Regions from separate parts of the Homo sapiens genome. Here region 2 is linked to region 1. Evidence: chromatin loops called from intact Hi-C (ENCODE). Cell type or tissue: heart right ventricle. All regions are shown on one strand. Region 1 has its middle 25 kb from the start of SORL1. Region 2 overlaps SORL1 (sortilin related receptor 1).

Region 1 (4,000 bases):
TGCTGGCACCTGCTCAGCTTCTAGGGAGGCCTCAGGAAGCTTCCAATCACGGCAGAAGGCAAAGGGGGAGCAGGCAGGTCACATGGCAAAAGCAGGAACAAGTGAGAGAGAAGAGACAGAGAATTGGAATGGGTGAGGTGCCACACACTTTTTTTTTTTTTTTGAGACAGAGTCTCGCTCTGTTGCCGGGCTGGAGTGCAGTGGCGCAATCTCGGCTAATTGCAACCTCTTGAACCGCCTCCTGGGTTCAAGAGATTCTCCTGCCTAAGCCTCCCAAGTAGCTGGGACAACAGGCGCACGCCACCAAGCCCAGCTAATTTTTGTATTTTTAGTAGAGACTGGGTTTCACCATGTGAGGGTTTCACCATGTTGGCCAGGACGGTCTCGATCTCTTGACCTCATGATTCACCCACCTCGGACTCCCAAAGTGTTGGGATTACAGGCGTGAGCCACCAAGCCCCGCCACACACACTTTTCAACAATCAGATCTCCTGTGAACTCAGAGCTAGAGCTCACTCATCACCAAGAGGATGGCCCAAGCCATTCATGCAGTATCTGCCCCCAGGATCCAAACACCTCCCAGCAGGCCCCACCTCCCACAGTGGAGATTACATCTCAACAGGAGATCTGGGTGGGGACAAATATTCAAACTATATCAGTCACTTTCCCCAGCTTCCTTTGCTCCAGCCCCACTGGGTTTTGTTTAACTTCTTAGGCGCTTAATTCCTTCTGGCCTGAACCTTTCCTACTTGCTTCCTCTTGCCCATTTGTGTGGCTGGTTCCTAAAGACCATTCTTTAGATGCCGACCCAAATGTCACCTTCTTAGAGAGGCATTGCACAGTCCCATCTGTCCAAAGGAGGTTGCTCATGTTTTTCCTTCTTCGTGTGGGTGTGTGTACCAAAATCTCTTTAATTCCGTCATTGGACATTTTTTTTGTTTTACTAATATTCAGACATTGTAAACAATGCTTCAAGCAATATCTTTGTACCTCTATCTCTGATATAATTATTTCCTTAGGAGAAAGTCCTAGAAATGGAATTGCAAGGTATAAGATTATTAACGTTCTTAAGGCTTTAAGATGTTGTCTTTGGGTAGGATCTGTTACATCTTGCGTCCTTACAAATTCTCCTAAGCTTCAGTGTTCCTCGCAGGACAAGCCGTCCAGGAGGCCGCGCGGTCAGCACTCCTGCCTGGTCTGTGGCCTTCAGGCGATTCAGGGCCAGCTGCAGGGCCTGGAATTCAAACATTCTCTTGGCAACACAGAGGCAGTCTGGAATACCCTTTTCTTGAAAGATATTTTCACCAGAAGTCCAAATGGCAGCAAGCCCTCTGCCTTTATCTGAGAATCCGTTCTGGTTCAAGGGGTAGTTGAGTGCTAAACTTCTGGGAAATTGTGTCTATCCCGGATTCGCGCTTCACCATGGAATCCAGTCCCTTCTCCAGGGCTTCACCCACGCTCCCTGTGATCTCTGAGTCGCCCTCCTTTTCCACAATTTCATGTGTAATCTCATTTTCTGTTTCTGCTACAATGTCAAATTCTGGGGAAAAAAAAGGACCTGCATCGTGCAAACTCCTATTGTGTCCGAGCCTGCTCCTGTGTCAATCTCCAGTGTGGCATCCATGCTCCTTACGGCAGTAATGTGCCTGTGACATCGGGTGCAGGTTTGGGACCCTTAACATCCACAAACCCTGCAGAGATGGGACCACACTAGAGAGCCACGCATTCTCCTGTTTCTGGAGGAGGCTTCTCTGAAGGCAGCTCACATGAGTAAAAGTCACTTTTTCAGGTCGCAGTCCCGCGCAAGGGGCGGAAGGGGCGGCGGCGCCTGCAAACGCCGCGGGAGGGCGAGCGCGCGGTCGCAGAGCTCCAAGACCAGGTCCCGGCCCCGCAGCGCCCGGCCCAGCCCGGCCCGCCCACCTCGCGCGGAAACTTCGAGCTGCGCAGCCGCCGCGCCGGCGCCTCCCCAGCAAAGCTCCGCTAAGTGCGGCCGGCGGGGGTGCGGGGCGTTGGGCACCTGACCATTTTCTATCATACCACCCTGTTTGTTTCCTCAGGAACTTCACAATTAGTAATTAGTTTATTTGTCACCTCACTTGCTTATTGTCTATACCTACAATAAACTGTAGCTCCCTAAGGTGGTGGTGACATCTGATTAGTTTATTATTGCATCCCAGTGCCCTGACATATTATTCATATTTACATATTTACATATGAATAAATATGCATATTTATTATTGTATCCCAGTGCCCTGACATGTTATTCATATTTACGTATTTTCATATTTACATATGAATAATGTATAGAACGGATATATGTATACAATAATGTATGTATGTATAGAATGAATGAAAACGATGGATGGATGGACTGATGAATGGATGGATGAAGAGTGATGTGAGGTATTCACATCTGACTCTTCTTGGCACTACCCTACTGTGAGAAGAGCTTCTCTTGAATCTGATGAGAATTGGTGAAAACAAAGGGCAGGCAAAACTGTACTAGCTCCTGGACTCTTTCCCACAGCTAGGGAGCCCTGGAATGTCTCCCCACAGAGCCCACCCATGGCCCATCCATTCTCTACAGAGCCTTGGGGTTTGTTTCTCCACAGTAGTTCAGCCCTCCTCGCTGATCAGAGCAGAAAACCAAGGTTCAGAAAAGAGACCTGATAAGCTTGTAAACACACAGTTCATTTGTAGGAGAGATAATTATACTCAACAGTCATTAACTTTAGCCACCCCTAAGTCACTTTGAGTTGACCTCCATGTATTTGGCTGTCACTCTGTGGATGGCCTCATCCAGGCTCGTGAGGATCAAGGCAACATTACGAGGCTCACCATTTTAGTCTACATCTCATCCCACCACTTATCAGACTATGCCTGGTGGCAGAAGCCTGTGGGGTCGGGGTGTGGAGAGGCTTGCCAGGGCTTGCTCATCATCAGCCGGTTATTGGGAATCCGCTGGTGGAAGTGTCAATCCAGAAGGGAAAGCTGAGTGGAGAATGGACCCTGAGTCAGCAACATGGAGCGCAGGGTCTGGACTTGGAGTAGACCTTAGAGATAACCCACCCCCTATTTCCTCTCAGAACCAAAGGAGTTATACATGGGGGACTTTGGAACGGAGAAGTGGGTCAACGTTGACAACGAAGAGTAAGGACAGCGAAGATGTGAAAATGAGGAGCTAGGTCAAGAAGCAGCGTGTTCATGGGCCAAACCTTTCACTTGGGCCCTGAGCAATGCCTCTCTGGGTCATGGGGACATCTTAGAAAACTTATCAGGCTAGAGAAATTGCACCTTCTTTCCTAGTACCCTTTGTCACTACCACATCCAGCAGTGGCTGCTCTTTTATCCCTTCCTTTAATCTTCTCCTCATCCTCTAAGCAAACCCTGCTCTTCAGAGAGTAACGGTGTCAATGATGTATGTCTTAGCACGACTGGACCCTCCCAAACTCTAATTGATGGGTAGTGTCTGTCTAGAGAGCCCTGTGTTGAGAGTTCTGAGGCACGCAGTGGGCTGAGTGGGACACTCTATTCCGACCAATTTATGGTGTCAATCACGGGTAGGGGAAGGATCAGTGAAGGGATGTATGGCCAGGTATTTATCATGCCTGGCAGAGTGAATGTATTTAAGTTCATTGTTACTTACGCCAAGATTATTTGCAATTTCAACCTTATTTCTTTTTCTTTTTCTTTTTTTTTTGAGACAAGGTCTCACTCTGTCATCCAGGCTAGAGTGCAGTGGCATGATTTTGGTTCACTGCAACCTTTGCCTCCCAGGATCAAGCAATCCTCCCACCTCAAGTAGCTGGGACCACAGGCTACACCCAGCTGATTTTTGTACTTTTTTTTTTTTTTTGGTAGAGACAGGGCTTTGCCATGTTGCCCACGGTGGTCTCGACCTCCTGGGCTCAAGTCATCCACCTGCCTCAGCCTCCCAAAGTGTTGAGATTATAGGTGTGAGCCACTGTGCCTGGCCTCAATCTTATTTCTAATTTGGCAT
Region 2 (4,000 bases), 160 kb after region 1:
AGTGACAGGCCACAATGTAATAGTTATTGTCATGATTGGATTACCATCAATAGTTGTTTTATTCCTTTGGTAAAATGTCAGAATTAAAATTCAGGTGATTGTTCTCAGGATATTGTAGTATAGATCAGAGGAACATGGGTTAGGGGCTGGGAAGATGGGGTTTTGTTTAGTTTGTAGGTGTATTTTTTGTTCCCCATTGGGTCCATGAAGCTGCCTTATCTCTTTATGGGTGGGAAGTGTGGGTTGCCCTGGAACTTGGGTCTGGAGGAGGATGCCTAGAGTTGGAGCCCTGTGTTCACACTGATGCAGGGAAAGCAACTGATGATGTGGTTGATCTCTGCAGAAAACCCCACAGAAGCCCCAAACTGCTCCCGCTACTTCCAGTTTCGGTGTGAGAATGGCCACTGCATCCCCAACAGATGGAAATGTGACAGGGAGAACGACTGTGGGGACTGGTCTGATGAGAAGGATTGTGGAGGTAAGAGGCCCCTGGGGCCTGGGTTAGCCCCATAACCAAGACACACCAGAATAGTTCCACCAGCTATGCAGGATGTGCCTGGCTGATTCCGTGTTTTGGGGGGCATATTTTTGTGAGAGGAGTGACTCAAATTTTTTCTGTTCCTCTTTCTCATTTTGAAATAAGTGTGGTTGGTTTCTCCTATTTTCAGGCTATTTATTCCGTATTTGCAGGGCAGAGTGAGAAGTCTAGAGCCTTCCTACTCAAAGTATGGTTTGCAACCAGTAGCATCTGCATCTCCTTGGAACTTGTTAGAAATGTAGAATCTCTGACCTCACCCCAGACCTACAGAGTCAGAATCTGCATGCTAATAAGCCCCCAGGTCCTGTGTGCTCCACAATGCATTTGAGGAGCACTCATGTGGAATGCAGACTTGCCCCTTTCCTTTCTGGCATTCTCATCTCTGAACCAGGTCGTGGAGTAGTTGCGGTTGAATTAACTAGAACACAATGCTTTGCCTCAGTAGGAATTCTCTTAGCCACCCTGTGCCTCCTCAGCCACCTGTTTCTTTCACCAGCCCCTGCAAAAGCAAACTTATCTGAATATTAACCGAAATCAAATATAGTAAGGGAAATCTACTCCCCAAAAGGGAAAAGAATATTGCCTCTTCTGACAACCCATTATACATGATTTCTAGATTAGCCGCTGCTCAGAGCTGTGCCAGTCACTGGCCTCCCTCAGCAGGTACAGCTAAAACTGGGACATCCGCACTAGGTTTGGGACATATTTGGTCTAAGATCAAGCTGCTTCTAATGTTTTGGGTTTCCGTGCTTGGTGTTTTTCTCAGATTCACATATTCTTCCCTTCTCGACTCCTGGGCCCTCCACGTGTCTGCCCAATTACTACCGCTGCAGCAGTGGGACCTGCGTGATGGACACCTGGGTGTGCGACGGGTACCGAGATTGTGCAGATGGCTCTGACGAGGAAGCCTGCCCCTTGCTTGGTGAGTTCTGGCCCAGGTCCTCTCCTGTGGTACCTGCTATTGTGGAGAGGACCTTCTGGGGGTGTGCTCTGGGCACAATCCAACCGGGCCCCATGCCCTGCTGTCTGGGACTCTGCTGTGTGGCCAGGTTGCCTGTTACTAATGGTGTACCTCCAGGGAAGGCTGATTTCTAGCATTTTTTCCTGGATCATAGATGCATAGGAAATTGGAATGGGAGCATCTCATCCTCTATAACTGGCCTCTGACCTTCCTGCAAGATGCCAGCCACCCTGATTTCCACCCAGGCTATGGTTATGCCACCTTTGCTGCCTTCTTAGTGGGAAAGTACAAATTGGAATTAATGTGGAACTTTTTGTGTGTGTATTAAACTCTGGGGAGAGAGCCCAATTCAGCTTGCTAGTTGGCCGGCCTGTCCAACTAAAAGAAGGGTAAGCACTGCCATCTAGTGGCTAAACTCAAAGAGGCAGCTGAAGGTCTGTAGTCACCATATTGTTGGAGGTGGGGTAGAACTTGAAATCCCATTTCGTGTGTGCTCCTAACAGCAGGCGGAACAGAGGTGAGGATCCTGTGTTCTTTCCTAAGCAGGAGTCTACTTCAAACTCAGTTATAATAGGAGAACAAATAATTTTTTGCATGCTTTGCATGATCTTTTCCCTTCTTCTGTGAGCATGTTCTTTCCATTGCTTCCTTGTTTAAAAACATCAAAATCCCAAACTTTAGTGAACCTAAAGCATGTAGGGATCTCCTGGGTTCCACCCAGAAATTCTGATTCTATGTTTTTTATAAAACATTATAAAAATGATGTTTTTACTAGGGTGGTCTTTTTGCCATATTGAGTTTCCTCTTGTTCTCCTGTCTAGAAGATCAATTTTTGACAATTTCTATTTTCCAGGCCCTCTGTGAGCTGATTCCTCCTTGCCTCCCTGGATTCCTTACATCAGCCAAGCTAGATTCCTGATCTTCTTCAGATAGACTTGCTTCTTTCCTGCCTGTGCACCTGCAGCAAGGTTTTGCCCTCAGCAGGAACTCCTGTACCCTCAACCTTGTCTTCCTACTTTCCTTATCACTGAAACCCACCATCCATCAGTGCAAACAGAAGCATGGATTTTATAGCAAAAGAGACCTTGATATATTCATATCATCAGAACTTCTCAAAATGTGATGCAAAGACCACCCTAATGGAATCGCCTGGGGTGTTTATAAAAAAATGTAGAATCAGAATTTCTGGGTGGAGCCCAGGAGATCCCCATATGATTCTTAGGTTCACAAAAGTTTGGGATTTCTGCTTTGAACAAGTAGGGTATTATTCTCCTTTCAAGCTCCACCTCTGTGGCGCTTTCACTGATTCCTTTAAATGATTTCCATCTCTTTTCCAGTCTCATTAAACTTACCCATTGACCTTTTGATTCTTAACTATGATCTGCCATATATTGCTTCCTAATTATTTCATGCGTGTTGATCTTTGCTTCCATAGCCATTGTGTGGACTTCCTGTTTGGGAATCATGCTGTCTACTACTTTGAGTCCTGCTCTGTGTCTCCTACAATAATAGGCAAATAGTCAGTATCCCCTAAAATGCTTCTCAAATTAAAATGAATTGTAAAAGAGAAAACAAAACTTTGTGTCTGTCCTTTCTCCTCAAGGCCTACATATTTATTGAATAACTTGATTATCCTCTTCAAGTTGTTTTTGCTTATTGAAACTCTGACCAGGACATTAATAGACTCTAGCAAATTCTGACTAATCCAGTGATCAGATCTCTGTTTATATATCCTGTTCAGCTTTTGTACTTTCTTTTTTGTGCGCAGTGCTGGGACAAATTTAAACTCATTGTTATCTGTAGCTCGTGGATCTTCTTTGTTTAGTGTAGAAGTCTTCTAACTGGCTTATTAACCTCATATTTCTCCCCCTTTCAGTTTTTCTTCTGATAAGGCCCATACTGATGAATGCTCATGTCCTCCCCAGTATTGGAGCCCTCTGATGCCTCCCTTATTGTCCAGGGCATGATTTGCCTTGGCCTGGCATTCTCCCCCTTTTTATTTTTTATCACCTGTCTCCATGTACCTTGTGTTTCTGCAGAGTGGTTCTGAGATATAGGGAAAGCCCCTTTGAAAATCCAATGAAAACTATAGAATATGCACAATATCCTGAAGTTAATAATTGCTTTTTTCATTTGTTTGCTTAGGTTGTTTTGTACCATTTGCCAATGCTTTCTGCCTTTCAGTCGCCACTCAGGATAACTTTCCACAGGTCAACATGTCCAGGGATTTATCAAGTCCAGTTTTTCTCTTGGAGATACTCCTTCTAACAACGTGGATTCTCCTTTCGGGACAGATTGTTCTCTAGTCCTGCTGTGTGCCTGTTACCCAGGGACTTTCACTGCCTCCTTGGAATTCTCTTTGCCTTTCTCCCAGTTTAGATTCCTTGTTTCCTGGATCTTGTGTGTTGCTTTTTCTTGGTTTACTCCCTTGTTTGGGTGGAGTGCATCCTTCAGTAGCCTTGTCAGGTGAATATGATGACGCAGTGGCCAAGGACACTGTG

Evidence for each region. Hi-C counts contacts between places; a loop is a spot of excess contacts. Peaks named below come from ENCODE experiments on the same cell type or tissue, not always from the same donor. Only the 100,000 strongest peaks of a DNase experiment are listed, where the experiment ranks them.
Region 2: it touches region 1 in a loop (2.2-fold over the local background); 6 of 110 quality-filtered maps call a loop at or near these places.

What each region holds. Positions count from the first base shown.
Region 1 is chr11:121,425,443-121,429,442 of GRCh38, forward strand. No RefSeq gene overlaps it. Among named protein-coding and RNA genes, the nearest start is that of SORL1, 25 kb to the right of the region's middle. RefSeq lists an enhancer at 1,200-1,712 and a silencer at 1,875-1,974. In heart right ventricle, a CTCF peak has its summit at 1,807; DNase peaks (open chromatin) are centred at 1,296 and 1,909; H3K4me3 peaks cover 827 bases; H3K27ac peaks cover 1,327 bases.
Region 2 is chr11:121,589,697-121,593,696 of GRCh38, forward strand. It overlaps SORL1 (sortilin related receptor 1), which reads left to right. Exons shown (of 48, transcript NM_003105.6): 30 at 344-478; 31 at 1,305-1,460. Among named protein-coding and RNA genes, the nearest start is that of SORL1-AS1, 140 kb to the left of the region's middle. RefSeq lists an enhancer at 168-267. In heart right ventricle, CTCF peaks have their summits at 1,911 (motif pointing left) and 2,117; a DNase peak (open chromatin) is centred at 1,895.